2 separate regions of the Homo sapiens genome follow, and region 2 is linked to region 1. Evidence: chromatin loops called from intact Hi-C (ENCODE). Cell type or tissue: heart right ventricle. All regions are shown on one strand. Links, peaks and the distances in the headings refer to the core of each region. The heading gives the core; the rest is flanking DNA. Region 1 has its middle 13 kb from the start of MFSD6. Region 2 overlaps NAB1 (NGFI-A binding protein 1).

The links. A loop is a pair of places that touch in the nucleus more often than their neighbours do. Peaks named below come from ENCODE experiments on the same cell type or tissue, not always from the same donor. Only the 100,000 strongest peaks of a DNase experiment are listed, where the experiment ranks them.
Region 2: it touches region 1 in a loop (2.2-fold over the local background); 19 of 110 quality-filtered maps call a loop at or near these places.

Annotation. Positions count from the first base shown.
Region 1 is chr2:190,387,191-190,403,821 of GRCh38, reverse strand. No RefSeq gene overlaps it. Among named protein-coding and RNA genes, the nearest start is that of MFSD6, 13 kb to the left of the region's middle. In heart right ventricle, for the core only: no CTCF peak of the experiment used is centred there; no DNase peak of the experiment used is centred there.
Region 2 is chr2:190,671,130-190,687,760 of GRCh38, reverse strand. NAB1 (NGFI-A binding protein 1) reads right to left here. Exons shown (of 10, transcript NM_005966.4): 6 at 14,609-14,660; 7 at 3,934-4,023; 8 at 2,123-2,285; 9 at 444-560. Among named protein-coding and RNA genes, the nearest start is that of NAB1, 30 kb to the right of the region's middle. RefSeq lists enhancers at 8,974-9,023, 11,877-11,946. In heart right ventricle, for the core only: a CTCF peak has its summit at 7,284 (motif pointing right); a DNase peak (open chromatin) is centred at 7,300; H3K27ac peaks cover 4,507 bases.

The sequences.
Region 1 (16,631 bases), core at 4,828-12,827:
AAAGGGAAAAGGGGAAGGGGAAGGCATTTTCCTTTCTTTTAAGAATATGGGCCGGGCGCAGTGGCTCATGCTTGTAATCCCAGCACTTTGGGAGGCCGAGACGGGTGGATCACCTGAGGTCAGGGGTTCAAGACCAGCCTGGCCAACGTGGTGAAAACCCGTCTCTACTAAAAATACAAAAAATTAGCCAAGCATGGTGCAATTGCCTGTAATCCCAGCTACTTGGGAGGCTGAGGCAGGAGAATCACTTGAACGCAGCAGGTGGAGGTTGCAATGAGCTGAGATCGCACCACTGCACTCTAGCCTTGGCAACAAGAGCGAAACTCCTTCTCAAAAAAAAAAAAAGAAGAAGAAAAAGAACATGACCAGAAGTTGTACATATGTACATATTACTCGTTTAAATTCCAGTAGCAGAACTTGCTCATATGACCACATCTATCTGCAAGGAAAGCTGAGAAATCTAGTCTTTAACTCAGTATCCATGTACACAGATAAAAATTCTATGACTGTGAAAGAAGAGAACAGACACTGGGTGCAACCAGCAGCCCTGATATACCATTGTAACTGTATCATAGAGCCTGACTGTTGGAATATGCTTGTAGAGCATAGAGAAAGGCAAGGAAGGATAAACACCCCACTCTTGACATTAATTACCTTGCGGGGAGGAAATGGAAGGGGCATGGAAGGAGAGTTATAAATTATTTGTTGACTGAATGGATGATAATAAATGGATAAATCCAATGGTGACAGTAGTGATGAGGTGAATTCTTTTTAGCTCCCTCTCCCACCCTCCCTCCTCAGCATTGGCTTATGAAGGAAGAGGGACTTTCACTAGACCAAAAAGATGAGTTATGTAAACAGAAGGAAAGAAGGCTAATTTATTTAAATCTTTTATTCTGATATCTTTTTTGCTTAATTCTCTTGAGTTTTCTAGGTGGGTGATCATATTAAACTACAAACAATGATACTTTAGTCTCCTTTCCAATATTTATATCTATATTTAAAATCTTACTATGTTGACAAAATAATAGTAAATATTGGTGATGATCAACAATTGTTCCTTTTCTTACTACTTTCTTTACTACAAATATCTCTATTGCTTTGCCACTGAGTATGAGGCTGGCTATTGTTTTGACATAGCTATTTTTCACTAGGTTAATCAAGAATCTTTCTATATATGGTTTAATACAATCTTTAAAAATTAATAATACATATTTGAATATCATTTCCTTCATGTACTCTCTAAGATTTTTTTTTCTTGTTCATTCCCAATCCAGTTCCACATTATGTGGTGTTTATTGTCTACTATTTATGTACTTAAATGGCAATAAATCTACTTTAGTGAGGCAGAGAGTTAGGCCCTGGATATAGAAGTATAAAATCAGGTCCCTTCCATCAAGAGGCTTGTGATTTACTAACAGGGACATGTCTACAAATAGATCAGTTATAATTAACATAATTATAATAGCAGGCAACATATGCTATGAGTGGTACGCAGATTAACTTTTCAAAAATATCTCTTCTACCGTGTTCCTCCTCCCCTAAGAAAAATCCATTTGGTCCCTATGGCTTAAAGCAGATAGTCCAAAATCTTTAATCATCTTCAATCAAACACTAAGTTCTGCCCATTGTATCCTCTCAGCATTGCTATGTTTCACCTACCCTATCCCTATACACACCACTCCAACTCAGGACCTAATGCAGCTGTCTCCATAGTGGCTTCCCTGTTTCCAGCCTTGCACCTATCTAATAGTAAGCAAGGCACTTCAAATGTATCTCAGTTATGTGGTTTTAAAAAAAACAAATTATATTTTAATTTTTAAAATTTTTTATTAGAGTATAACATACATACAAAAAAGTACACAGATCATAAGAGTACAACTGAGTTACAATAAATATAATAAAAACTGTGTAATCACCACTAATTGCAAAAAACTGAACATTACTAGCACTCCACAAGATCCCCTTGTGACCTTTACAAATTACTACCTCTTTCTTTCTCCCCAAAGGTAACCACCATTCTGATTTCTAACCCCACAGGGTAGTTTTGCCTGTTTTTGAACTTTATATAAGTGGAATCAAAGAGTATAAAATCTTTTGTGTTTGATTTCTTTTTTTTTTTTTTTAATTAGAGACAGGGTCTTGCTATGTTGCCCAGACTAGTCTTGAACTCCTGAGCTCAAATGATTCTCCTGCCTTGGCCTTCCACAGTACTGGGATTACAGGCGTGAGCTGCCACACCTGGCCTTGTGTTTGATTTCTGGTATAGTTTAGATGTCCCCACCCAAATCTCATGTCGAAATGTAATCCCTAGTGTGGAAGGTGGGGCTATTGGGAGGTGTTTGGGTCATGGGGGTGGATTCCTCATGACTTGGTGCTGTCCTTGTGATACTGAGTTCTCTCAAAATCTGGTTGTTGGCCAGGCACGGTGGCTCACACCTGTAATCCCAGCACTTTGGGAGGCTGAGGTGGGTGGATCACGAGGTCAGGAATTCAAGACCAGCCTGGCCAACATGGTGAAACACCATCTCTACTAAAAGTACAAAAATTAGCTGGGCATGGTGGCGCATGCCTGTAGTCCCAGCTACTTGGGACGCTGAAGCAGGAGAATCGTTTGAACCCAGGAGGTGGAAGTTGCAGTGAGCCCAGCGTGCAACTGCTCTCCAGCCTGGAAAAAAAAAAAGATCTGTTGTTTAAATATGTATGGCACCTCCACCCTCCACCCTCCCCTTGTTCCTGCACTCACCATGTGATACTGGGGCTCCCCTTTTGCCTTCCACCATGACTGTAAACTTCTTAGGTCTTACCAGAAGCTGAGCAAATGCTGGCACCATGCTCCCTATACAGCCTTCAGAACTGTAAACCAATTAAACCTCTTCTTTATAAATCACTCAGTCTACAGAATTCCTTTTCTTTTCTTTTATTATTTTTTAAATTATTTTTTGAGACAAGGTCTTGCTCTGTCACCCAGGCTGGAGTGCAGTGGTGCAATCATGGCTCACCGCTGCTTTGACCTCCCAGGCTCACGCGATCCACACACCTCAGCCTCCTAGGTAGCTGGGACTACAAGTGCACCACCATGCCTGGGTAATTTTTTTTTATTTTTATTTTTTTTTGTTTTGAGAGGGAGTTTCGCTCTTGTTGCCCAAGCTGGAGTGCCATGGCGTGATCTCAGCTCACTGCAACCTCTGCCTCCTGGGTTCAAGCGATTCTCCTGCCTCAGCCTCCCGAGTAGCTGGGATTACAGGCGCACACCACCACGCCTGGCGAATTTTTTGTATTTTTGGTAGAAATGGGGTTTCACCATGTTAATCAGGATGGTCTCGAACTCCTGACCCCAGGCAATCCACCCGCCTCGGCCTCCCAAACTGCTGGGATTACAGGCATGAGCCATCGCGCCCAGCCTTTTTTTTTTTTTTTTTTTTTTTTTTTTTTCAGAGACAAAGTCTCACTATGTTGCCCAGGCTGGTCTTGACCTCCTGGGCTCGAGGGATACTACCACCTCAGTCTCCCAAGAGTGGTGGGATTACAGGCAGGAGCCACATGCTTAGCCTCAGGTATCTTTATTGCAATGCAAGAATGGCCTACTACAATTTCTTTTGCTCAAAATTATATTGCTGTATGTAGTTATTTCATTTTCAGTATACAAACATTTCACTTTATTTTCTTTTATTCTTTCATTGATGGATATTTGGATTATTTCCATTCATTGGCATTTACAAATAATGCTGCTATGAACATCCTTGTGCTTGTCTTTGGTACACATAGGTATGAATTTCTATTGTATATACCTACAACTGTAATAGCTAAGCTATAGGATATGCAGGTTTTCACCTTTGTTAGTTAATACCGAACAATTTCCAAGGTGTTTGCAAGAATTTATACTCTTGTTGACAGTTCTCTTGTTTCACATAGTTGCCCTCACCTTATATTGTCAGTATTTTTTCTTTTTAAAAAATTATTTTAAAATAATTTATGCTTATTAATTTTATTAATAAAATAAATTTTATTCGTTAATTTTAGCATTCATTAGAGAAGTTGCAAGGACAGAACATAGAATTTCCACACATCTCTCACCCAGCTTTCCCCAGTGTTAGCATTCTACCATAGTACAAGTATCACATCTAAGAAATTAACATTGCTACCAATACCCTAACAAAACCCTAATTCAAACCCTATTTGGATTTCACCAGTCTTTCTACCAATATCCTTTTTCTGTTCCTGGATCTAATTCAGGATTCCACATACCATTTATGTCCTTTTAGTCTCCCTCCATCTGTGACAGCTCCTCAATCTTTTCTTGTCTTTCATGACCTTGATACTTTTAAAGGATGCTGGTCAGGTAGCTTGTAGAATGATCCTCAATTTAGGTTAACTGATTTTTTCTCATGGTTAGATCAGGGCCACATATTTTTGGGAAGAATGTCACAAAGATAATGTGCCCTTCTCAGATCATATCAAGAGCACACTCATCATATATTCCACTACCTGCAATGTGAATCTTAATCCCCTCACTGAAGTTCTGTGTACTAAGTTTCTTTGCTGTAAAGTCACTGCCATTGTTTGAATGTTTTTGTCCCTTCTAAAATTCATGTTGAAACTTAATCCCTAATACAACAGTCTTTAGGGGTGGGGCCTTCAGCAGGTGCTTCGACCATGAAGGTTCCACCCTCATGGATGGAATCAGCACCTTATAAAAGGGCTCAGGGGGCAAGTTCACTCCTTTCATCCCTTTCTGCCCTTCCCTTCCTTCTGCCATGTGAGGATGCAGCACTTGCCCCCTCCAGAAAATACAGCAACAGAACACCATCTTGGAAGCAGAAAGCAGTCCTCACCAGACACCAAATGCTTGTACCTTAATCCTGGACTTCCCAGCCTCCAAAACTGTGAGAAATACATCTCTATTATTTATAAATTACCTGGTCTCAGGTGTTTTGTTATAGGCAGCACAAACAGACAAAGATAAGTCACTATCTTTCCCTTTATAATCAACAATATTTAGGAGGAGACACTTTTGATGTTCTGCAGATATGTTATTTCTCCTTAAATTTTTATTTGTTAATTTTAGCATTCATCGATTGTTCTTGCCTGCAGCTATCATTACTGTGGTATTCTAATTGAGATTTTCTATTTTCTTCATTCCTTTTATATTTGTTAATTGAAATTCTCTTACACAGAAAAATTTTTCCCTTTTCTCTCTTTCTTTACTTATTCAATACTTGATATTTGTATGAAGTAATGAATACTTATTTTATTCTTTGACTTAAAATCTAATACTTTTATTTTCTTGCTTAAATTATTCCAGCTTTTGCCATGGTGACTCAGGTTGGTTACTCTCCTTTTTGTTCTCTCAGGATGGAATTTGAGTCTAATTTATTAATTTCAGCAGAATTTTAAACTTACAAAAAGGATAATTTTGCCATGGATTTCATCAAAATATCTTTGCAAATTAGTCTTCATATGACTTGCATTGTAAAACTGTTTTTAAAATTTTGGTAAAATACACATAACATAAAATTTATCATGTTAGCATTTTTTTTTCCTTTTGAGACGGAGTCTCACTCTGTCGCCCAGAGTGGAGTGCCGTGGCGCGATCTCGGCTCACTGCAAGCTCCGCCTTCCAGGTTCACGCCATTCTCCTGCCTCAGCCTCCCCAGTAGCTGGGACTACAGGCGCCCGCCACCATGCCCAGCTAATTTTTGTATTTTTAGTAGAGACGGTGTTTCACTGCGTTAGCCAGAATGGTCTCGATCTCCTGACCTCTTGATCCACCCGCCTCAGCCCCCCAAAGTGCTGGGATTACAGGCGTGAGCCACTGCGCCCGGCCCACGTTAGCAATTTTTAAGGTATAGCTCAATAGCACTAAGTATATTCACAGTGTTGCACAAAAATCGCCACTTTCCATCTCTAGAACCTCTTCATCTTCCCAGACTGAATCTCTGTGTTCATTAAACAGCAACTTCCTATTGCCTCTTCCCCCAAGCCCTTGGCAACCACCATTCTACTTTGTCTCAAGATTACCTTAGGTACCTCGTGTAAGTGGAATCACACAATATTTGTCCTTTTGTGTCTGGCTTATTTCACTCAACATGTCTTCAAGGCTCATCCATGTTGCAGCATGTGTCAGAGTTACATTCTTTTTTAAGGCTGATAATATTCATTATATGTATATACCACATTTTGTTTATGTCTGTGTCTTTTTTACATGCCTATTTATTTATATTTTTAAGGAGGGTTGACATCACAAGATGCCCTGCAACAACACTGGAATCAATCGTGTCTCCAGAGAACCTTGGTTCTTTTTATTAGGAATGAACTAGATGTGCTCATTATTAAGTGAGGTATCACTGCTTCTAGATCCATTCAGTGGACAGAGGAGAAAATGTATGTATATACTAACTTATTTATACATACATATCAATATTTATTTCTGTACCTTCCTAACTATATATAATTAAAAATAAAACAAAACATGATTTCATGCTAATACCTCCAACTCCAGTCCAGAATCATAGAGTTTATTCTTACATTCTCTCTTTGATTATTTGTAACTATTCTCTATCAGTGAGAAACCTGGCTTGCATTGTGTGCAGAATAAGTATTTGTTCAAACCTAGTATACACATCAAGTAGTTTCAGAGTCATTCGCCAGTACCTCTGTGTGAAACAAATTTGCCAACTAGAGTACTGTGTTTTGGAATAATTTTTTTTTAGCTCTGTAATATCCAATCAAAACACTGTTTTCCAAAGTTACTTAGATCAGCTCCTTTCTTAACCTTTCAATGTAGTCATTCATGTGTAATGTAATTGGATTCATCTGTAAAGCAATTAGATTCATTTGCCAAAGTTCTGCATTTCATCTCCTACTTTTTATTTGCATACAATACAATTCAGTGATGCTGGTTGGTGTATTGTTCCATGGATTGTGAAAATGCACTGTCTTACATCCATCAGCACAGTAACCTAAAAAGTGGTTCCATCACCTCAAAAATTCCCTGTGCTATGCTCCTTTATAGTTAACCTGCCCCATCCTGCAACCGTGTATTGGTACCCTGTTCCTATAGTTTGCCTTTTCCAGAATGTCATATACAGTTGATCCTTGAACAACGTGGCAATGAGGGGTGCCAGCTCCCTTCTCCCTTGCAGCTGAAAAATCTATGTATAACTTTTTGCTCCCCCAAAATGTAACTATTTGATTACTTATTATATGCAAGGTGCTATGCTAGATGCCATAGAAACTATAGACATGTCTTATCCCTTCAAGAGTTCTCATATGATCAGGAAAAAAAAACATAAACAGTTTAAAAGTGAAATACAGTTGAACTTTGAGCAACTCCGGGATAAGGACACCAACCCCCACACAGTTACAAATCCACATGCAACTTTTGACCTCTGGAAAACTTAACTGCTAATAGCTACTGCTGATGGGAAGCCTTACTGATAACACTAACAATTGATTAACACAAATTTTGTATATGTATTATATATTGTATTCTTATAATACGGTAAGCTAAGAAAAATGTTAAAATCATAAGGAACTGAAAATATATTTATTATTCATTAAGTGGAAGTGGATCATCATAATGGTCTTTATCCTCATCATCTTCATGTTGTGTAGGCTAAGGAAGAGGAGGAAGAGGAGGGGTTGGTATGTTTCCTCAGGAGTGGCAGAGGGGGAGGAAAATCTGCATGTAAGTGGACCCACACAGTTCAAACCTGTGTTGTTCAAGAGTCCACTATAAATGGAATCATATAAAATATAGTCTCTCAGGTCTGGCTTCTTTCACTTAGCAATATCTGTTTAAGGTTTATTAATATTGTATGAAACAGTAGTTTATTCCTTTTTATTGCTTGAGCAGTATTCCATTGTATATACAGAACAATATTTTTTATCCATTCACTGGTTGAAGGATATATGGGTTGTTTCCAGTTATTGGTTGTTGTTAAAATCTTTCTGTAAACATCTGCATACAGGTTTTGTGTGAACAAGTGTTTCCAATTCACTCGAGCAAATATCTAAGAGTGGGACTGCTGGGGCACATGATAAGTATATGTTTTAAGTTTGTAACAAACAGCCAGTTTTCAAGGTAGCTGTAATATTTTTCATTCCCACAAGCAATACATGGCAGTATCAGTTCCTCTGCATCTTTACCAATACTTGTTGTTTGCAGTGTTTTGAGTTTAGTCTTTCTAATAGGTGTACAGTGGTATGTCACTGTGCTTTTAATTTGCCTTTCTGTAATGACTAAAGATGTTGAGCATCTTTACACGCACCATTTGACATGTGTCTCTTCTTTAGTAAGGTGTCTGTTCAGATCATTTGCCCATTTTTTATGGGGTTGTTTATATTCTTATTGTTGAGTTTTGAAGGCTGTTTACGTATTCTGGATACAAGTCCTCTAGCAGGTATGTGATTTGCAGATGTTACCCCAAGTTCATTGCACATCTTTTCATTCTCTTTGGCAGAGCAAAGTTGTTTAATTATTATAAAGTCAAACTTAACAATTTTATTTTATGGGTTATGGCTTTGGTGTTATATATAAAAGATCTTTGTCACATCAGTAAAATTCGAGGCTGGTTCTTTGAAAAGATCAATAAAATTGATAAGTGTCTAACCAGATTGGATAGGAGATAGAGAATATACAAATTACTAATACAAAAAAATGGGAGAGAAGATATCATTACAGATCCTATTAAAAGGATAATAAGAAAATATGAACAATTTTAAGCTAATACATTTGTCAATTTAGATGTAACACACAAATTCTTTCAAAGACACAGACTATCAAAGCTACCTCAACAAGAAATAGATAACATAATAGAAATATGCACATGTCTATTAAAAAATTGAATATGCAGTTTAAAACTCTACCACAAAGAAAACTCTAAGCCCAGAAGGTTTTATTAAATTCTACCAAACATTTAATAAATAATACCACTTCTGTATAAATTCTTCCAGAAAATTATTGAAAAGGAAACTCTTCCCAACTTAATTTATGAAGTTTATGAATTTAATGAATTTATGAATTCATTACCCTGATCTCAAAACCAAAGATAGTATGAGAAAATCTGTCAGGGCCAATAGCTCTCACACGGATGTAAAAATTCTTAATCAAATTATAGCAAAGTTGAATCCAGCAATATATTTAAAGGCATAACACATCATGATCCACTGGGTTTATCTCATGAATGGAAGCTTAAAAAATCAATGTAATTTTCCATATTAACAAAACAAAAAGGTAATATCATATTATCATCTCAATACTATAGAACAAACATTTGATAAAAATCCAGTGTCTCTTCAAAATTGAACTAGAGATTCTATTTCATGTGATGAGGCAAAAATAAATAGCATCTAGATGAGGAGAAACTAAAACTTTATTCATAGATAATGTGTTTATGTGGCAAATCCTCAACAATCCACAAACAAGTCTGTAGAACAAATAGACCTAATAAGTGAGAGTATCAAGTTTGCAAGATACAGAATTCAATTTAAAAATCAAGTGTACTTTTCTATATAGACAAAAAACAACACGAATTTAAATTTATAAAACATATTTTACATGGTATCGAAAATACCTGTACACTAAAAACTATAGTTGAAAGAAATTAAAGAAAACCTAAATAAATGGCAGTGATTCATCATATTACCCGATTAGAAGCCTAAATGTTATTTAAAATGCCATTTCTTTTTTTTTTTTGAGACGGAGTCTTGCTGTGTCAACCAGGCTGGAGCACAGTGGCACAATCTCGGCTCACTGTAACCTCCACCTCCCAGGTTCGAATGATTCTTCTGCCTCAACCTCCTGAGTAGTTGGGACTACAGGCGCATGCCACCAAGCCTGGCTAATTTTTGTATTTTTAGTAGAGACGGGGTTTCACCATATTGGCCAGGCTAGTCTCGAACTCCTAACCTTGTGATCCGCCCACCTCGGCCTCCCAAAGTACTGGGATTATAGGCTTGCCATTTCTTTTCCAATTTATAGATTAAACACAATCCCAATCAAAATCCCAGCAAGCTTATTTGTAGAGATTGACAAACTGATGCTAAAATGTACATAGAAATTCAAAGGGTCAGCTAGGTGTGGTGGCTTACACTTGTGATCCCAGCACTTTACGAGGCTGAGGCAGGAGGACTGCTGAAGTCCAGGAGTTTGAGACCAGCCTGGGCAACATAGGGAGACCCTGTCTCCACAAAAAACTTTAAAAATTAGCTGGGCATGGTAGCATGCACCTGTAGTTCCAGCTACTCTGGAAACTGAGGTAGGAAGATTGCTTGAACCTGGGAGGTTGAGGCTGCAGTGAGCTGTGATCGCTATACTGCACTCCAGCCTGGGTGACGAGCGAGATCCTAACAAAAAAAAGAAAAAAGGAATTCAAATGTTCTAGAATATTCAAAGAAACTTTGAAAAAGGTCAAAGTTGGAGGACATACACTGCCCAAATTCAAAACTTATTATAACCTACAGTAATCAAGATACTGTAATATTACTATAAAGACAATCAAAGAGATCAATGGAATAGAACAGGGAGTCCAGATATCAGACTTACAAATATATATGGTCAATTGATTTTCAACAGAGCTACCAACGCAATTCAATAGAGAAAGATAATGTTTTCAACATAAGTGCTGGGACAAATGGATATTCTTATTTAAAAAGTAAAGCTCAATTTTACCTCATGCCATATATGAAAATTAACTGAGAGCTGGAGCAGTGACATGTGCCTGTAATCTCAGCTACCTGGGAGGCTGAGCTGGGAGGATTGCTTGAGCCCTGTAATTTGAGACCAGCCTGGGCAACATAGCAAGACCCCTATCTAAAAAATTGTGCAAAAAAATTATTGACCTAAATATAATAGCTGAAACCATCAGATTCCCAGAAGAAAACACAGGGGAAAACTTGTTACCTTTGTCAAGCTTTCTTAAATAGGATATAAAAACACAAAAGTATGAAAAGAAAATAATCAATACATTGGACTTCATCAGCATTAAGAATGTTTGCTTTTCAAAATACAGTGTTATAAAAATGAAAAGGCAAGGCACAAAAAGGGAGAAATTAGTTTTAAACATATATCCAACAAATGACTTTTATGTAGAATATGTAAGAACTCTCACAACTCAACAGTAATAAGACAAACAACAAATTTTATTCTTTTGTTTAAAAATGAACAAAATTTTTTCAAATTCACATGAAGACGTATATGATTGTACATAGCAACTTTATTTGTAATAGCCAAAAACTGGGAACAAGTCAAATGTCCATCAACATGTGAATGGATAAGCAAATTGTATATTCATACAGTAGAATACTACTTAGCAATAAAAAGACACTTTACCAAAGAAAACATATTGATGGCAAATAAGCACATGAAAAGTTGTTCATTATCAGTGGTCATTAGAGCAGTATTTTAAACTGGGCACAATTTTGCCTCTACATGCCAGATACATTTGGCAGTGTCTGGAGATACATTTGGCAGTGTCCCCTCCCCACAAAGAATTGTTTGGTCCAAAATGTCAATAGTGATAAAGGTAAGAAACCTACATTAGGGAAACATGTCAAAACCACAGTGAGATACCGGTACATATGAAGAAGAATAGGTGAATAAAGAAATAGGTAAATAAAAAGCAGCATACCAAGTGATGAAGAGAATGTGGAACAAATGGAACCTCAGACAAAGCTGGTGATTCTACCACTTTGGAAAATAATTTGGCAGTTTCTTGAAAAGTTAATCATAAATCTACCCCAGCTATTCCACTCCCAGGTATATCCCCAAGAGAAATGAAGGCATATGTTCACATGAAGACATGTATGAATGTACATAGCAACTTTATTTGTAATAGCCAAAAACTAGAAACAAGCCAAATGTCCACCAACATGTGAATGGATAAGCAAATTGTATATTCATACAGTATAATACTCAGAAATAAAAAGAACAAGCTACTGATGAGTGCATTAACGAATAAACAAACACACACAGATGAATATAAAAATAGTTATCATCAGTGGAGAAAGCCAGACACCACTACATCCCAAAAAAGAGTCCGGTATAATTCCATTTATAAAACTCTAGAAAATGCAAACTCATCTGTAGGAACAGAAAACAGATCAGTGGTTCCCCAGGAATGGAGGTCAGGGTAGAGTAGGGAGGGGAAAGAGAGAAAAATTACGAAGGGGCATGAGGAAATTTTGGAGCATCATAGATATGTTCCTTACCTTGATTGTGGTGATTGTTTCAGGGGTAAAACTTACCAAGTTGTATACTTTATGTGCAGTTTATGGTATGTCAACTGTAATTCAGTACAGCTGGTGGGGGGCTTGACTCGTGTTTTGTTTGAGTAAAATCATCCCATTTTCTCCTTGTCACTACTGACTGGACCATATCTTTTTTATAAGCCAAGCACAACTCCACCCATGCCAGGGGAGGAGGCTGACACCTGTAGTCCCAGTAACTTGGGAGGCTGAGGTGGGAGGATTGCTTGAGCCCAGGAGTTTGAAGCTGCAGTGAGCCGTGATCGTGCCATTGCACTTCAGCCTGGGTGACAGAGCAAGATGCTGACTCTAAAAAGAAAACCTCTGTCCAGTAGGAGTGCCACATGTTGAATGCTACCAAAGGACCCAAGATATCATACAGCAAATTAGGAAATTTTCCTTCCTTGCTAGATAAGGTTACAGTTTATTTTTCATGACAAGCTCTCATTACTAAGGATAATCGGTGCATGTTAAGGAGCCAGAAAACTGTACCTACTTAAACTCATCTTCCACATTCTTCCAGAACTTCTAGCCAATGCAAAGAAAATAAAATATGGATTATACATGTTGGAAAGGAAGAAACAAAATTATTTGTGCTATTTGATTATATATCTAGAACATTCAGGAGAACCAAACTGAAAAATTATTAAAATTAATAGATTTCTATAACATAGCAAGGCACAAGATTAATATATAGAATTCAGTATTTCCTAAATATTATTTTAAAACAAACACTGTAGGTGTGGGATGGGGAGAAATGACACCATTTGGAATAACAAGAAAATCTTCACTATCTGGTCACTTTCTCTAGATATTTTCTAGTTTTTCTGTATCCCTCTCAAAGTGTTATATTGGCAATAAACTAAAATGTATTTATTATTATTTCTTTCTGGAGAACCTATTGCTGTGATATCCAGAGTGTCACCATTTCCTATCGATTCAGCATAATACACTGGTTTCTTTTCCATTCAGGAAATCACATAGAACAATGTTCTATATGCCATAAGCTATGGCTTGATTCATCTTACCATTTGGTTGTCTGGGAATTTACTGAGTTACTTTAAACTTAAATGATCCTTCTTCAAACTAGATATTTTGCTATATGATAGTAGACTTATATAATTCAGGAGGAGCTGTGTAGGTAAAACAATATCTTAATAATTGCAGATTTAACAATAAGGAAACAGATATTTGTATACTCACTGACTTGTACAAATAGCAAATAGAATTTGGATGTTTTTACTGCATGATATTTTAAAATATATATCAACATAAAAGCCTGAAACAATTAAAAATGCTTTGATTACTTAAAATCAAATAACATTTATTATTAAAAATATAACAACTGTTCATGGTGAGACCATTAGTCTGAGGGCACTGAGTCCCCTCACTGTGCACAGATTACTCAACTTTTCTAGGTCTGAGAGGCTGTAATATAAAATAAATAAGCTGGGAATTGGTATCTGAAAGGTCTCTTCAGCTAAAAATTTTACTATTCTCCATAATCTGTATAAATCAAGTGTTTTCATCTTCTTGGTTTTAAAATATTTTGCAGTAAATAAAGTTTCCCTTCAAAGCAAAAAGCCCTGAGTGGTAAACATAAGTTTTGTGTTGTTGCTATTGTTGAAAATTTGACTGTTAATAGCAACATTTTTCTGTGTATCCTATATTAAAAATATTATGATATGGCACATAGAGAATGTAAAAGGAACCATATTCCATCCTCACTCAGCTTGATTGAAAGTTGACACTCTACTAAGTTTAATGTTGCCAAAATCAAATAGAAATAAAGTTTCCATCCTTAAATACCAACACATTTTTTTCAAAATTTATTTTTATTTTTTTGAGACAGGGTCTTGCTCTGTCACCCAGCCTAGAGTGCGATGGCATGATCACGGCCACTGCTAACTACAGCCTCGACCTCTCAGGCTCAAGTGATTTCTTTACCTCAGCCTCCTGAGTGCTGCAACCGCAGCTGCATGCCACCATGCCTGGCTAATTTTTTTATTTTTATTTTTTGTAGAGACGGGGACTCCCTATGTTGCCCAGACTGGTCTTGAACTCCTGGGCTCAATCAAGCATTCTTCCCGCCTGGCTTCCCAAAATGCTGGGATTACAGGCATGAGCCACTGTACCTGGCCCCAAGGCATCATTTTTTATCATTGATAATAAATAAGTAATGAAATATCAATAATTGAGCAATTATTCAGTTAATTATTAGGCACCCAAAGTTCTGGTACAGTCCTTATTGAAATGGGGTGATACAGAGCACAGAAAGAATACGCCATGATATTAAGGAAATTGCAGTTTCAGCAGAGAAATAAATAGATAAATAAATATGTTTAAAGCATATTCCAGGCCGGGAGTGGTGGCTCATGCCTGTAATTCCAGCACTTTGGGAGGCTGAGGCAGGTGGATCACAAGGTCAGGAGTTCGAGACCAGCCTGGCCAATATGGTGAAACCCCGTCTCTACTAAAAATACAAAAAAAAAATTAGCCAGGCATGGTGGTGCATGCCTGTAATCCCAGCTACTCGGGAGGCTGAGGCAGGAGAATTGCTTGAACTAGGGAGGCGGAGGTTGCAGTGAGCTGAGATCACGCCACTGCACTCCAGCCTGGGCAACAGGGTGAGACTCCATCTCAAAAAAATAAATAAATAAAAATAAAAATAAAGCATATTCCAGGAATGTTTATTTGGGGGAAAGTACATATCAGTATTCAAGTAATCCCCCTTAAAATATTCTTGCATAATACCACATGTAATACTCCTTTGAAGATAACTAGATATAGGAAACTCTCTCCAGTGTCTTAACATTCACGTCAAATAATTCTGGTCATATTCATTCACTCAATTATTAATTCAACTAATATTTACCAAGTATCTACTTTGTGATTTACACTGTTCTAAGTGCTGGGAACACAGCCATATATAAAACAGACAAGGTCTCTACTCTCATCAAGTTTATATTCCAGAGAATATATATAACTTGTAGCCCAAATGTTACTTTTTTCTAAATGAAATGTTGTATCAACTTTTATATCACTGTTTTCCCTAGTTATAAAAGTAATTCTTGCTTATTGCAAACAAACAACAACCATAATAGAGAAAATGAAGATACTTTTGTAGGCCCTCCCTTTGGCATAATTACTGTGAGTAGTTTGTTGTATATACTTAGATTTTTAAAAATATTTTTTAAATTTACAAACTGGATCACTCTTCTATAAATTGCTTTTTTCACTTAGCAACACAGTATACCATGTATATCTTTTCATCCCAATGCATCTAGATCTAACTCCTCTTTCTTATTGGCTGTATAATATAGCATTATATTTAGACATTTTATTTCAACCATTCTTCTATCGATGATCATCAAGGTTATTTCCTGTTTCTTCATTATGATTAGTGCTCAGTATTTTGCTTAAAAAATCTTTACCTAGCCCAAGACATTTGCAAATTCATATTGAGGGACTTAGAGACAGAGAAAGAGAACTCCTGCTTGCAGCTGCCTCACTGGCCTGGTGAGACAGAAATTGGAGTTTAGGGACTTTGAGCAGCCAACATCGAAGGGCTTCAGATCTCAGAGAAAAGGGGAATGTAGAGCAGGAGCTTGGTGCTCTGCCTGCAGTTTCACTGCCTACCTGTTATTCTTTCAAATCCTTTTTTGTGGGGGATGGGGTCGAGCAGGAAGAAGGCCTTGAATGCCAAGCTAAAGCCTAGGAGCTAGCAGAAAGTCACCAGAGTTATTAGGGAAACAAGGGCCTAAGAATCAGTTCTACAATGTTGGCATTGGAAGGGCCTCTTGTGACTATCTTACTAATGAAGAGACTGTAACACAGAGAGTTGTGCCCCACCTACAGCCATATATCATCCACGGCAGCAGAACCCCTAATGTAGGCTTCCTTAAACGACTGCCGATGCTCAAAGCCCTGCTGGCAGTGGGTGTGTGTGTCTTAGTATGTTTCTGCTGCTATAACAAAATACCTAACACCAGGTAATTTGCAAAAAAGAAAATTTATTTCTCACAGTTTTGGAAGCTGAGAATTTCAAGATCAAGGCACCAGTAGATTTGGTGTCTGGTGAGGGTGGTGCTCTGTTTCCAAGATGGTGCTTTGTTGCTGCATCCTCACATGGAGGAAGATAGAAGGGCAAAAAGGCAAAAAGGGCCTACCTGGTTTCCTTGAGCCCTTGACTTTTTTTTTTTGAGATGGAATCTCACTGTGTCACCTAGGCTGGAGTGCAGTGGTGAGATCGTGGCTCACTGCAACCTCTGCCTCCCGGGTTCAAGCGATTCTCCTACCTCAGCCTCCCGAATAGCTGGGATTACAGGTGCGTGCCACCACACCTGGCTAATTTTTGTATTTTAATAGAGACAGGGTCTCAC
Region 2 (16,631 bases), core at 2,900-10,899, 290 kb before region 1:
TTCATGAGTTTTCCCTGTCATTGTTCGGAATATGAAGTTTGCAAAAAGACTAGTGAGAGCAGCCAGTGTTATGGCAATCTACCACTTCCAAGGGGAGAAAAACTGACAATTGAGCATCCCTTATCCAAAATGCCTGGGACCAGGAAGTGCTATGGATTTTGAGCTTTTTCAGATTTTGGACTATTTGCATTACACCAAAGGTTCAGCATCCCAAATCTGAAATGTTCTAATGCGGGTTTCCTTTGAGTGTCATTCTGACACTCAAAACATTTTGGATCCTGAAGCATTTCGAATTTTCCAGTTAGGGATACTCAACCTGTAGGAACACTGTCAGTAATGACTTTTTTTTTTTTTTTTTTTTTTTTGATGGGGGAGGAAATAGAACAGAATTTAAAGATGCTTTTATTCAAGTGTTACCCTCTCATCATATAGCACGTTCTCACCTGATGAGTGGGACTTTGCCTCACTGGGGTAAAGTCTGCTCAGCTCCCCATCCACCACAAAATGATGGGGTTGTCTGTTCTGTAAATTAGGCATTCGGAGATTCAAAGGTCTTTCTCCTAATGAAAAGAAAAAAGAAATATGCATAATATTAAAAACATACCATGGTTTTTCTTAAAAATAAATTTTGCCTGAACACTCCTTAGGAAAAAAGTGAGGAGAGTCAACGAGCACTGAAGAATTTAAATAAGACTTGGAAAAAACATTTTAAATAATAATTTAAGAGGAAAATGGCAAGTCATTTCATGCCAGTCCCAAGGTTTACAATTCTGCCAGGATATTTTTAAGAGCTAAACAAAAGACTGAGAATTCCTGTGAGCATTCCAGTTTTGGCATATAATACATCTCCTCTATAAGGCATTTTCTTACTAGAACAACCATTTTACCAAGGCATGTCATTAATCATATAATAACAAGTACTAGAAAGACACAGAAGGCTTCAAGCCAATTAAAGATTAAAAAAAAAAAACTACAGCAAAATCCGTGAAAAAACAGATTTAGCACAAATATGGGAAAAAATTATACACCCAATCATGTTGTCATGTACTGAAATCCATCACATTAGCAAATTGTCACCCCACACTGAATTATCCTGGTGTCACAAATTAGAGTCACCAAATCTTTAATAATTGCCTTTGCTTCTTAACTGTTAAGGATAATTGGAGAAGTTAAACAAGACCTCAACTCAGAGGTTCCTGTAATATTTTTAAAAGGAAGAACTTTCTTCTCTTCCAGTACTCTGATGTGTTGACACATGTAATATTTCAGTCCATGGCTGGAGAATCCTTGTTAAGATGGTATCCTTACCTAGGAATCCTTTTATTTTTTTACAATAATAACCACTCTCTAGAAAAGTATAACAATAATATATAAAAAGGAGGCACTATAAAATTATTTTTTTTCTTCAAACACTTATTACTATTTGAAACTAGAGGATATATAACCTGTACATCTCCCTCCACTACATGTAAGCTCCAGGTAAACAGGGATTTGTTCCCTGCTGCATCTTCAGTGCCTAGGAGAGTGCCTGGCACATAGGAATTGCTAAAAAAATAAAATGCCTGTTGGTTGGGTGAATAACAATGACTTGGGATTTTCTTTATGTGAGGATGTGAAAAGAATGAAGTACTTTTTAGAATGGTAAAAACACTCACGAATCACATGGCTTTCTAAACCTGAGCTGTACTCTGTCATAACACTTTAGATGCAGTCACCATATTCTTTTAAGAACCAAATGCTGTAAATTTCACAAACTTGTTTTTGAAGTCTAAAAAAATATGAAGTTTTGGTCATTTAAAAAGGATAAACATCTCTCCCGGAATCTGCTTCTTCGGGGAAAATAATCTGTACTGTTGACATCTCACATTCCCACCAACCCCTACAAAATAATACATGTCAATCTCAGGTGCCAACTGCTTAAAGATTAAAAAATTTACAAATTAAAATTTGCAGGATAAATTATCTTTTTAGAAAAATGAAGAATTCAAAAAATAATTTTGATAAGAGAACCTGTAAAATAATCTCTACAAAATATCATAATTTAAAAATCAGCCACTGTCTTCTGTTTCTCTTTGAAGTGCACATAGTGGCCCTAAAGGCATAGGATATTCTAAAGATGTACCTTGTCCATCTGAGTTATCGGAAGTCAAGCCGTTAGGACTGTGCTCTTCTGAGCTCTGCCTGTAAAGCCCTGCAGACAACCTCCTCTCGGCATGCTGCAGTCTCTCATAGCCAGCTTGGTTGCAAAGGAACTCCATCTGCTTTGCCATCACCTTTTCAGGCTGCTAGTAAGTAAAGCAAAAATCAAATCAGTAACTGAAACATTCTAGATTTTTTAATGGTTTAAAGATGCCAATTTCAGACTCCAGCAAATATATTTAGTATTCATTAAAATTAGTTCACACTTCATGTGGTATACAAATTCCATAAATATGCATAGATGTCTATATCATCATGTTAAAACATAAAAGGCTGGATATTGTACAAAAGATAAAAGCTTTCTTCTCAATTCTTTCAAGAGAATTCCATGTCAGCTCAAAAGCAACATAACCTTAGCTTTGTTTTCCAAGGTACTAAGTCCTTTAAAGGATTTTTTAAAACAGAAATCTAAAAGCAACAGCAACATCTGCTATAAACTACTTCTAACACTTGGGGCGAAATCTTGGCATTTTTATTTTAGGATCTGGCAGTACACAGACTCTGATATGATGACAATATGTTTGGGGGAGAAAAGGTGTAAAACGGCTGTCTAGAAGAACAAGACAAATACACTTCCCACTAAAATTAAACAATGTAAATTATGCAGAAAAACATCAGTGCCAATAAGCATCTTTACCTTCATCATGAAATGAAACTGCAGTATTTCCCAACCAATCATAAAAAGGCATATTTTAAATATACAATTAGTCAACTGACATATAAATTTATCTCTGTATGTGTTTTATAAGTTCCTTTTCAATGCACTGCTCTAAATTACTTATATGTGATATTCAGAGCAGTGTATTTGTGGTATTTTGCCAAGGAGATAATAGTCAAAATGCACAGATATGAATCACTACCATGCTATATAAGAGAGTAGGACAAGAAAGCTGCTATATAAAATTGGTTACAAAATGCCCTGATTCACAATGTAAAAATCAGTAGGTAAAATATATTAATTCACAGAATAAACATGATAAACACACTATTTTTCTGAGTGCATATAAACCAAATCAAAAGTAACTACAACTTCATTTCATTTGAACTTGTTACTAAATTGACAAAATTTAAATAAGCATATCTGAGGTAAAAAATGTATTTTTCATCCTAACATGAAAAAAACAAAACTTAGCAGTACTAAATTTGATCAAAAGCAACTTATTACAAAGAAGCTGTTCAATAGGAATAAAAGTTTACAGTGCTTTCTAAAAGATGATGTTTGCAGAAAGCATTTTAAAATTTTAATTTCAGTATACAGACAAAATTAAATAACTTAATGGCAAAAGCACCTGAAGCCACATATTCATTTAATAGTTTTTCAATAAATATGAATTTAAAAGATTTAACAATAATTACAATGTTGACTATTAATATTTTATTGAGAACTAGTATTATTTTATCTCAGAGTTGCATTACACACAGCCATGGTCAACATGGCTGGTTTTCCTGATTATCAAACTGTTTAAGTTTTCTTGAGCAGAGAATCTGTCTCACTTCCTACAAAACTACAAGAATAAATAAGTAGCACCATATCAGATTCCGTTCATAAACTGAATCAAACCAAGTTGTTATTGCTCTCATGTTGATACAGCTGTGGCTCAGATGACGTTTTAAAAAACAAACGGAAATAAAAAGTCAGGCCTCAGATACTTAAAACTGAAGCTAGTTGAAGTAGTCATTTATTTTTTAACCTTCAGATACTATCATGGAGTAATAACTGGGAGTTTATGTTACCTGTGAACTAAGAGCTGCAAGTTCTTCACTCTTAGCTCTAGCCTGCTGGAAGAGTGTTTGCACAGAATCCTGGAAATCTGGAAACCCATCCTGTGGGTCAAATAAGAAGTCCTTTATATTTAGAGTTTGTAAATAATAAAATATTATCAAAAACTTGAAAATAAAGCAAACTCTTAATCTCACTACCTGAATAATCATGATTAAGATTTTAATGGTTATAAAATATTTCATTTCAGCCTTTTATGAAACATACATTATTTTCTACAGCTGTAACCTCAGTAGAAACATAAATAAGATGAAAAATGTCATCATTCCTATTGTTTTACACTGGAAAGAAGGCTTTATGATCATTGATAATAACGGTTATATAACATTTCACCTAGGCTGGGTGCAGTGGCTCACGCCTGTAATCCCAGCACTTTGGGAGGCCAAGGTGGGCAGATCACCTGAGGTCAGGAGTTCGAGACCAGCCTGTCCAATATGGTAAAGCCCCATCTCTACTAAAAAAAAAAAAAAAAAAAAAAAAAAAATTAGCTGGGAGTGGTAGCACACGCCAGAAATCACAGCTACTAGGGAGGCTGGGCAGCTACTTGGGAGGCTGAAGCATGAGAATCGCTTGAACCCAGGAGGCGGAGGTTGCAGTGAGCCGAGACTGCACCACTGCACTCCAGCCTGGGTGACAAAGGGTGATAAAGTGAGATTCTGTCTCAAAAAAACAAAAACAAAAACAAAACACATAAAAAACATTTAACCTAGTGGGGGGTTTGATTAGCCACTATCCTCGCATTGGACATTTTTTATTCTTTTCCTAATTTTTGGTTTTATGAAAAACACTGCAAAAATATTTTCATGGAGATAGCATTTTCGATAGCTTAGATTATCTACTACAAAAGATTCCCAGAAGCAGAATTACTGCAGAGATGATATTTTTGTGCCTTATGTACTTTCGCTAAACCTATAGAGGGCCTTTACTAGTTTATCATACCACAAGCAATACATGACAATTTCCTTGTCAGCACTAAGAATTCTTGTTTTCTTAATTTATGCCAATTTATCTATACTTTTGATACTCAAAAATCATTTAATTTTTATATGCCTGTTTTATATGCTATAGTTGTACATACTTTTATTTTGTGATTTCAACTGTTGCTATAAAGTTTAGAGAAATTCTGCTTCAGAAATTTGGTTCAGTACTTAAATCTACCCTCTAATTTTTCTAAAAGTTTGATTTGTTTTTTAAATTTAACCCTCTGACCTATCTGAAATTAATTTTGTTACATGAAATGTGGCTAACGATCCAAACTAAATGTTCTTTAAAGTGCTAACCGATAATCCCAACCTGAATTGCTCAAGGATTCCTTCATGTTGGCTTGCGATTTCACCTTTATCATAACCTATGACAGGAAATGGAGCTTTGGAATTCGAAAGGCCTGTCACCACTCACTAGCTATGTGACCACCGGATGAGTAACTTAACCTTTCTGAACTTCAGTTTCCTCACAGGAAAATTGAGGATAGGAGAACCTATCTATTAGGATTGTTGTGAGGACCAAATGAGATAAAGCAAGTGAGATAATGCCTTCAGCATGTAATAATTACTAAATAAGTAAGTATATCAATACATACTAAATTCCCATAATAAATAGGGCCTATCTGGGGGCACTGGATAAAACTTCAACTTAAATTACTTCCATTTTATACTTGGTATTCCACCTACTTTTTTCAAGGTTTTCTTTTTTTGACTGTTTATTGCTCATGATCATTATAACTACAAAATATCATGACAGCATGGTTTTAGTAACTTTAGTGAAACCTCCTAAAGGACTCCTCACAGAAATTAGCATTTACAATTAAACTCCAAAACATTATTTCTCCCCTTCTTTGATAAGCTATATATTTGCAGCAGAGGGCAAATCCTTAAAAACCAAAGTTCTTACAATACACAGCAGAAAAAGATGGAATAATGTAATAATAACAAAATATTTTACCTTATTTGGGATATAAGATAGTGGTTCAAAAATTTTCCCCCATCAGGGTCTTTTCAATAAATTATTTCTCCACTGCAGATTTCTTTCAAATATTTTATCTATCAAAATACATTCCCCAAGTAATAACTAATTTGCTATTTTTAAAATTCAAAGACATGATATAGAGCCAAGAGCTAATAAACTTAACGTCTTAAGATGGTCCTATGTAGCTTTATCATGGGCCAGTATGTAATTAGCACTTTTGAAGTGTTGAAAATAGCCACTCTTCTAGGTTTCCATGTTGGCTCACAGATGTGTATGGAACATAATCATAAAATAAGCTAAAATGAACTTCATATAAGTGTATACAGTCCAAGCTAAATCCAAAGTTCCCTTTTTCTTAGCCATTCCAGTTTTCTTATAAATAAGTTTTCTATTTAGACTGAAAAATCCAACTTTCTCTTTAGCAAACCCCCACCCCACTGGAACTGCTTAAGTTCTCAAGTTCAGTGAGGTAAGCTAGTAGAAGAGTTAGAACAACTTCAATATAAGCGGTTATCATTTTCCAGGGGTCTACAATATACCAGTCCCTATGTTCTATATTTTATGTTCATTATTTCATTTAATCTTCATCACAGACAAGACTGGGTTTCCTTTTTTTTACAGCTACAACGCTAGCTTCAAAGCCTATGCTCAGTCCATAAATTCAGAGTTACTACCTTTATGAAACTCACAAAAACACAGGCATTTCTATAAACAGAAATTATAGCTCTGTTTTTCATAAGCTGGACGGGCTTTAACTATATGACTTGCAGAGTTCAAAACCCAACTCTACTACTTATTTGCTGTGATACTGGGTAGATTATTTCATCTCTCTGTGTCTATTTTCTCATCTATAAAATGGGGATAACAATAGTACTTAACTTGCAGAATCATTTTAAGGAAGCAGAAAATTCATGAAAAATACTTAACACAGTGCCTGGCCCATAGGAATTACTTGATAAATGTTTGTTACTGATATCTGTTAAGTTCATCCAAAAAGCCACCAGATTTAATCAGAGTAAAGCATCATACTGGGGAAAAAAGAGAAATTTTATGGACAATTACAAAGTACAGACATCTTAGAGAAGGAAGAACTCAACATTTAATACTAAAATCAACCAGAGAATATTAAGCACATTCGTGGGGAACTATCTCAGTGAAAAGAACACTGGAAATCTAGAAACATGTGTTTATACATTCAACAAAAATGTCGCATCCACCCAGCTGATTCATACACTGTACTCAATATGGGAATACAACGTCAAACAAGATGGCCATGCCTCAGGCGCTCCTGACAACACAGTCCAGGGAGGGAAATGGACGGAGACCCAGAGCACAGCAGAGGGCGCTGTGGCAGAGCAGGCATCCCAGAGGCCAGGGTGTCTAGGCTGAGAGTTCCAAAAGAAAGCAGCTGGTACAGATGCCTGGAGGCAAAAAGAACAGGGCACACTCTGGGAAGCCGGAAAATATTCAATATACACTGAAAAAGAGGGAGTGGTGAGGGAAGGTGGAAACACAGGGCCAGATTCTGTAAGCCCTTGTAAGCTATGTTAAGAATTTTAGATCTTATCTTAAATACAAAGAGAAGCCATTGAAAGTCTCAGGGAAGAGACTGATCGGATTTGCATTTCAGAAAGCCCATCACATGTGAATGTGATGGGGAGAATGTACGCGGAGGAGGGGAGTTCAGGGTGGTGACAGGGACACTGGTTAGAGGGCTGCTGGTGAAGGCCCAGCCCTGGACAGTGGCAGGTGCCGCAGAAATAAGGCAACTGAGAGTTTGGTTATGACATTCTCTAGAATAAGGAACTCAAGATCACGAGGTCTGGGAGGGGCCAGAACACTGATGAATTCGGTTGAGCTCATTTGCTAGTGAGACCTCCGTGTGTAGATAAGCCAGGTAAGCAGGGGCAGTGAGTTTGGAGCTTGGGGTAAAATCAAGGCTGGAGACCCAGATTAGAGGGTTATCAGTTCATCAGCAGAATCTGAGTGGAGTGCACCAATCAGAATCCCCATGAGCCCCAATGCCTCAATACTGTTTCTGGAAGAACTTGCAGGAGAAAGGTATGATCTAGGCATTTCACATTAGGAACCAGCTGTGTGATCTCAGGCAAAAAAGTAAACCTCATTATTTCCAGTGATCCAAATTTTTAAATTAGGATTACACCACCTGTGTATCTGCCCACTGGAAGTTTGTGGGGATTAAATAAAGTAACGCAAATAAGTGAACCTTGGAAAAGTACACATTGCCATACAAATACCTGGTGGCACTAAAGTCAGGATTATTCAACCATGAGAATACTGAAAAAGCTGGATGGGGGAACCTCAAACTCTACATGTGAAAGTTGCTAGAAAATGGACACTATTCCACCATTAATAAAGATAAATAAAAGCCTAAAATAAGTAATAAATAACAATTATCCAAAGTAATCAGTGATCTCTCTGCAACTGAGCACATTAGTCATTATTTACTCCTACAGTCTTGACAGTTCACTGTGGATGGAAAAACTACAAAATCGAGTAGCTATCACTGCATGTCACATAAAGTAGATTTAAGGTCCCCAAAATATATGACTTAGAAATAAAAGTAAGAACATTCCCAAGAAACTGGTCTCTTTCACATTATGTGTGGTGCACAATTTCGTTATGTCTCGTAAGCTTGTTTCCCAGGCACCAGCTAGCTGCACCATACTATGAGCAATCTATCTCCATGTCATATTTTTGGCTGATGCCATTAATCACAGTGTTTCCTTGCTGACGAGACTCTGGGTCTGATCACTGAGAAAATAAAAGCTATGGGACGGAGGCTGGTGCATGACCTAATTACTCTCATCCCATTGGTCTCCATCCCCATGCCTCCTCATCCTTTCTGCCGAACACTAGCAAGCTGCTTTAAAGCCACTGCTTAGCTGTCTCTAGATGACTTGTTACAGCAGATGTTCTCAACCCCACATGTGCATTTTCCTTTTTTCTAATCACACTTTCTGTATGAATAGCATATTGTAATGCTTCTGTTTTTTCTGATCCAGAGGGGAAGAGTCTACGTCAAATTAGACCAGCTTTCTTTTCAACAAGCTTAGTAGCAGCGTAGGTGGATATTCTGAACCTCTTTCCTCCCCCTTCCTTGCTCTCCCACCCCCACCTTGCTGGAACTGCTAGCAGATGTTTCCTTTAGGTCTTTCTTCTTCAAGCCCCAGTTCTCTGACTTCCTGGGCTCTATTAACAAACCTCATTTCTTTCATCCACTTATCTCTGAATGCTTTGCACCTCTGACTCCCACAGGGTCAAGAATGCTGTCATTTCCCATCTCTGCCCAGTCTCCAGCAATTTCAGCGAATGAAGAAAACTCAAATGAGAAATAGCACTCAGTCCAGTTAGTCAGCTGCCATCACCAGGTCTGAGACTGTAGCTTTATATATCCTTCCTCCCTTCTAAGATGTTACTTATAACATTGGAGTTAATAACAAATTTGTTCATGGAACTGAATGTGTTCTTAATGAAAAAGAAAGGTTACCAATTGAATTCACTTTTAACTAACATTTAAAAAAATTTAGGAGAAGACAAGAGAGCCAGGGACTTTGGCTCTTGATTTTTCATCCCCTTGAATGAGCTGTCAAGCCACCTTAAATATGTTCTTTCATAGGTAGGACATAAGGAAATCAAACTAATTTTTCTGATTTACTCTGTGTATCTTCCCAACACAAGGTTTTTACTCATAAACAATCAGCATATCAAATGAAAATTTCTTATATTTAAATATTTTGTAATTTACATTGTTAAATTTTCTACTCAAAACTTGTAACTGTTTACTACATAACATTTCTTGGATTAGAAAATAATAACTGCCACCATCCACCCTTTTCAAAGACTACCAGTCCTGCACACATTTCGCCCTTCACACGGTACTAGGAGGAAAGGTATAACCCCAATAGTGTTTTTTTCACAGGTAAGATGCTTTGTGAATAATCATTAGCACCTAGGAAGGTGGTACTGCTTTGACATTCAGGAATCAGACATAGATAGGAAGCCCCGGCTCTGCTACTGGATAGCAGTTTGGCAACACAGGTGAAGATACTGAGCCTGTCTGGGTCTCTCCTTGGCTGTAAAATGGAAATCATAAAGCCTCCACATAGGTTAGACAAGAATGTTTGTGATAATGAATTCCAAATGTCTAGTAGGGACTGACACAAAATAAAAGCAATACAAAGTAGCGATTTTTACAATTGCCCCAGAATGAGAAGATTTAATTAGATCTAATTCAAAAGATAAGTAAGAATAAACAAAATCTATTTTCATTTCAGCTGAAAGTGGACTCACAGAGGGCTGTGTTCCAGTGGACATGTTATTCATTCCGTCTAAGCAGAAGGATTCCAACCTCACTTACTAACTAGCTGAAGAAACGTTTCCCTAGAGATTTCATTCCAAATGGTAGGTTCCTTAAGGCACACCTAAGCTAGCAGGCGATCTTTTTCTCCATGTCCATCTCATATATTCTAGGAATTAAAGTTCAAAATCTGTTTTTTAATGTTTAACATACCCTGTAAGGAGGAACACTATTTAAGGACAACAGATTATCTTGATTACTTCTATGCAATGTGTATACTGCTATTTTTTTTTTAAATCAAATAAGTAACTATCCTTTAAGGGGGAACAACCTACTACATAAATAAGAGCTTTCCAGGTAGAAAAATCAGACAAGTCAATGAATTATAACTTCATTCCACCCAAGCCTTCATGTATAGATCAGGAAAACACAGTATTTAGGAACGAAAGATCTTACTGAGCTTGAACACAGCACTACTTGTATTAGTGTACCCTAATGCATTAATAATGACAAGCAAAAAAATGTTTCTCTTTCCTTTACATGTCAAATTATTTTGATGTTATTTTATTTTATCTGCTCAACATTACATTTCTTTTTGTTCCCTGTAAAAATTATGTTTTTAAGATGGAAAAAGCCAGCAATGTGGCACATATGCTTATTGTTATAAAGGATTTTAGAACACTTAAAGATTTGAAAAAAGAGAAAAACTTGTCTCATTAGTTTGGGCCTTGTAATTAGAAATCTGTTACACTATAAAATGGGCTAAGCTTAAGTTTATTTGTACGTTACTTAAAAACTTTTTTTCCTTTGTTTGAGACAAGGTTGTGCTCTGTTGCCCGGGCTGGAGTGCAGTGGGGCAGTGATTCTCCCACCTCAGCCTCCTGATTAGCTGGGACTACAGGCACATGCCATCATGCCTGGCTAATTTTTGTAAGGATGGGGTTTTGCCATGTTGCCCAGGCTGGTCTCAAACTCCTGGACTCAAGCAATCCATCTGCCTCAGCCTCACAAAGTGCTGGGATTACAGTCATAAGCCACCATGCTCAGTCTTGTATATTACTTTCTTTAAATAGAAAATAACAAGCTGAGAATCACAAGAGAAAGACTCAAATGAAATAAGAGAAAAAGTATGTTAAAAGAATTCTAAATTCTTTCTAGTTTTATTTATGAGGTCCTTTGTGTCAATCACATTCCCTAGACAAACTTATTGTTCTCTGAACATGCTTAGTATTTTCTTACCTCTGTCTTTGCCCATGCTAGTCTATCTTTATAATGCCACCCCAATCCCCTCCCCACATCGCTACCTTTTGAAATTCTACCCTTCTTTTAAAAACCCAGCTCAAATTACACCTTCCCAATAGTCTCCCCTGATCTCTTCTCATACCAGAAATTCTCCCTCTCCCCAGAAGCCATATAGAAGGTAGACATAAAGCACCAGTACTTGGTGAAAAGTTTTAAGGGAGTGGTAACTTTATACAGCCAGTACTATCTACCTCATAACAGCTTCCGGAAATAGTTCTGGTATCTCAAATTTGACTTATAGTACAGCACAGACAAGGATTCATACCAATACTATATATTTTGCAAAGGATTACACCATCTACATGTGTAGGTATACATACACACAAGACACACACACGTTCAAGAGATACTGATGACCTGCAATACACAAGTGCTTTTTAAGAAAGAGGAACAGAACAAAATTAAAAACAAACCAACAACAAAAAAGTGAGCCACTGTCCTAAATTCAAAGGTGTAGTTACTACTTATTTCTGGGAAACAAAATCAAAAGTCTAGTGTCTATAAAAGCATTTAAAGAAGCCTGGGGCCGATTGTCGCTTGTCTTATTTAGGAAGGGTTAGAAGAGTTATTCACAGGGAAAAGTAACACTGATTATCTTAATTTTGAATCCAGAGCTGTTCAAGTGGCTTTGTGACCTCCAGTAAACCAATAAACTAACCGTATAGAACTATAACTCAAGTATCTCTAGTGGAGTATATTTAAAGGAACAGAAAGGTCATATCTAATGTTACAGCCCAACACTTTGTGCTTCTAATAAGAAACTGAAAGCACTGTAATGAAATACAAGGCCTCTGAGAGGGTCAGAAAGACTTACCAATAAAACTCATCAAGAAACAACTGCAGCTCAAACAGTCCATGAGATTCATGATCACAAATTTCAATATTTAGTGACCTCTAAAGCTAGACAAGTGTGGCTTAAATGTGAGCAGCCTGAATCATGATCACACTTAGGGCCAATGGTGAGAAATAGATAGAGACATATTTCTAGCCTAGCAACTAATTTTTTGGCCCCTGGGTAGTTTCTGTGCTTTCTTTCCTCTCAATCCTCCAATGGCACATGCCTTCTTAGCAGTTTCTATGTTCACCTGCCTTTCCCTTTCAGTGGCAGTGAGTCATTAACAGCCAAATCCACAAGGACCCTCTGTTACCTGTTATCTGGGGGAGCAAGAGATAAAACATCTCACTAGTTATATCATCTTTCAATGTAGCCTTTTAGATAATTTCAACATTTTCTGAGTTAACCATCTTAAACATTATTCCAGAGCTAACAGTGAGGTAGGTTACAAATATAAGTACTTTTTTGGGGGTAGAGACAGGGTCTCCCCATGTTGCCCAGGCTGGTCTCGACCTCCTGAGCTCAAGCAATCCTTCTGTCTTGGCCTCCCGAAGTGTTGGGATTATAGGTGTGAGCCACCATACCCAGCCCACATTTCTTTTTTTAATGTGGCTTTTTGTTTTTGACAAAATACTTCTCTTCCTTGAGAACCACTGCTTTCAGATAAAGTGTTTATAAGTCAAAGATGCTTATCTGCAGCCATTCATTATTTCATTCTATAGATTTTATTAAGTGCCTATTAGGTGCAAGGCTGTTACAAACTCTAAGTATACAGCAGCAGATTCACAGATAAGAGACCTATTCTCATCTAATGGGGCAGACTGATAATAAATTTAAAACAAGTAACTAACAGTTTCAAATACTGGCGAATGCTATGAAAACAAACCAGGAGAATAAGCCTGAGTGTGATTTTGGGGAGAGGGTGCCCCTTTAGAAAGGGAGGCAGGGAAGTCAGGGGAAACTCGGCTGTGACTTGAAGCCATCTAAAGAAACAGAAGTCTAGGTAGGGGGAAAACAGTGAGTGTTGAGGCATAAATGAGTTTGGCATGTTCAGGAACAGAAAGTCAGTCAGTGCGGCTGGAACACAGTAAGAATGGAGAGTGTGGCAGCAGACAAGGTAGGAGATGCAAGCTGCAGTCAGATCATGTGGGGTCTTAGATCCTTTAAAAAAAAAGTTTAGATTTTATTCCAGGTACAGTAGAAAGCCACTGAAAGGAGTTAAGCAAGAAAGGGATTTATGTTTTTATAAGATAACTCTGGCTTTGATATGAATAAAGGATTACTGCCATATAGATACTCTGTAGATATAACTGATGACAGAAATTTAGGGTGGTCAAGCATAGATTATTTGCTTTAACTTGAAATTAAATAATAGGATGGCTAAGAGAACACTGACCTCCATCCCCTGCCTAAAACAAAAAGAAAGGAAGGAGCCACCTGACCAGATTTCCACTCTGCTGCAAACTAGACTTTTTAAAAAGTATTTGTAAGAAACAATAGTTCTGAAACCATTCTATAGTTCGGAGAGTCCTAAGTATGTTTTTCTTAACTCCCACCTTACCACTTGCAAATCTAAAATCAAAAGAGCAGCCTCAACCGTGACACTCTAAAAGAGGCTTTAGTTACAGTAAAGTCTCTGTAATTTATAGCTACTAAATTATCATTTCCCTTAGATAGTTAATATAAAGAAACGAAAAGTTAGCTCCTCTGTATTTGATGACTAATGATGTAAATACAACTATGAAAGGAATGGTTTAACCCGTGAAGTTTTAAATCTGTAAGAAACACCGATTGCAAATCAACCTTTGATAAATTGACTGGACTAGTCACCACAGTTTTCTTTTAAGAATTTCCTGGGACTAGGCATGGTGGTTCACACCTGTAATCCCAGAATTTTGGGAGGCCAAGGAGGGAGGATCACTTGAGCCCAGGAGTTTGAGTGCAAGACCAGCCTGGGCAACATAGCGAGACCACATCTCTACATGAAAAAAAAGTTTAAAAAAATTTTCCTTGGTCTGCTAATTCAAATTACTGTAAATATTGTATTTCAAGGTAACAAAATTCTATATTTTTAAAAGATTTATTGAAAGCCATTTTTCACTAGTTTATGGGACCATCTTTTTTGTCTGAACTAGTTAAGATTTTGCTTGATCTTAAAACAAAAGCAAACATTATCAGCATAAGAAAATGTAACATATGACCATACCTCCACTTTAATTCTCTTTGGGGATAATTCATCTCTTTCTCCACATTTTGACCTAAGGGAAAGGGGAGAGAAAAAAAAAAAAAAACTTGAGAAAGTAACTGATTTTATTCCAAAGGCATCTCAGCCTATAACCTTCCACCAAAACATATACCCTGAAACTCCAACACCAGAAATGACATATTCATAATGATCATTAAAATAATGAAGAAAAGATCTTTCATCATTTCCAAGTTAACACTAGGGGAAGGTATAGATACAATTATACATTTTAAAAGGCCACTACCTAAGAACTCACCACCTCTGGCTTTGGTATGAAAGCCACTCAATAATTTTTTTTTTTAAAGATGGGGTCTCACTATGTTCAACCCAGACTAGCCACAAACTCCTAGGCTCAAGTGATCCTCCCACCTCAGCCTTCCAAATTGCTGGGATTACAGGCGTGAGCCACTGTGCCCAGCCTAGCACTTAATAAATATTTAATGATCATCACATAATGAAAAAAAAATCAAGGAGGATATCCCTTTATGGTTCAGTAGGAATAATTTAGGATAAAATGACTAAAATGACCACTTAAGATGTATGTTTATGGCTACATGAGATTAAAATGCATTTTGTCTATCTACAGAAACTACAGATGTATTTACCCTGACCCAGCAATTTCTCTGCTGGGAAAACCTATCCCAGTGGTACCTACATATATATATATAAAATGATGCTCCATCAATGGTAAGACACAGAATTATTTCATGTACCACTATGAAATTAATTAAACTATGACAAGCCATCAACTACAAGTTATACTTCAATATAAAAGATTTGTTAAAATGTGAAAAAGTACATCTCAGAATCAACAAAACATATTATGTATGATGTTATTTATTGTGGTTTTACAATAAAAGACTAGACACAACCCCAGTAGCCATCAATAGGGGCTAAATGAATCACAGCACATCCACACAATTCAATACCATGCAGCCGTAAAAAAATAATGAGGGCACCTTAGGAGTCCAAGGTGGCTTCTAAATTATGTAAAAGTGTTAACATATTTTAAGGTACATTTAACTTTAAAGGAAAGGTGAGCCTAGGCACAGTGGCTCACGCCTGTAATCCCAGCACTTTGGGAGGCCAAGGTGGGTGGATTACAAGGTCAAGAGATCGAGACCATCCTGGCCAACATGGTGAAACCTCGTCTCTACTAAAAATACAAAAATTAGCTGGGCATGGTGGTGCACGCCTGTAGTCCCAGCTACTTGGGAGGCTGAGGCAAGAGAATCGCTTGAACCCAGGAGGTGGAGGTTGCAGTGAACCAAGATCGAGCTATTGCACTCCAGCCTGGTGACAGAGCAAGACTCCGTCTCAAAAAAAAAAAAAAAAAAAAAAAAAGGAAAGGTGAAGGTAAATACTAGAGGAAATGGCTAAAAATCGGTGAAGGCAGTTGCCTCTGGAACATGGAACTGAGAAGCGGGAAGGCAGAGCACAGGAACCGTTGAGTTTCATTGTTAGCCTTACATGTTATACAACTTCTTGAACTGTGGACATGTATCACTTTGATTAAAGAAAATTATTTAAATAAAGTACTCAGAAAGAAAATAGTGTATAATACAATGAAGAAAATTAAAAATCAGCGAATCAGCTCTTGATTATCCAACTCCAAAAAAAAAACCTTATAAATAATCCCATAGAATGTTGCTGTATATTCTTACCCTGTTCACTTAGTCTACATGATTTTACTTGTCAGTTATAAATACGTAGGTACTGACGTAGGGCAGAAAATGAAACTGCTGTGAATTAGGAAAAATAATGGTAATGATGGCAAATGCCTATAGTGCTGGTTTTCAAACTTAGGATGCACAAGAATGCTCTGGGATGCTTGTGAAAGTTCAGATTCCAGAGTTCCATCCCCAAAGAATGTGATTGATTAGGGCTGGAAAGGGTGCTCAGAATGTGAATTTTCAACAAAAACTTAGAGTTACTCTAATGCAGTGGTCATCTGCATCCAGAGAAACAGTGGCAGGCACAACAC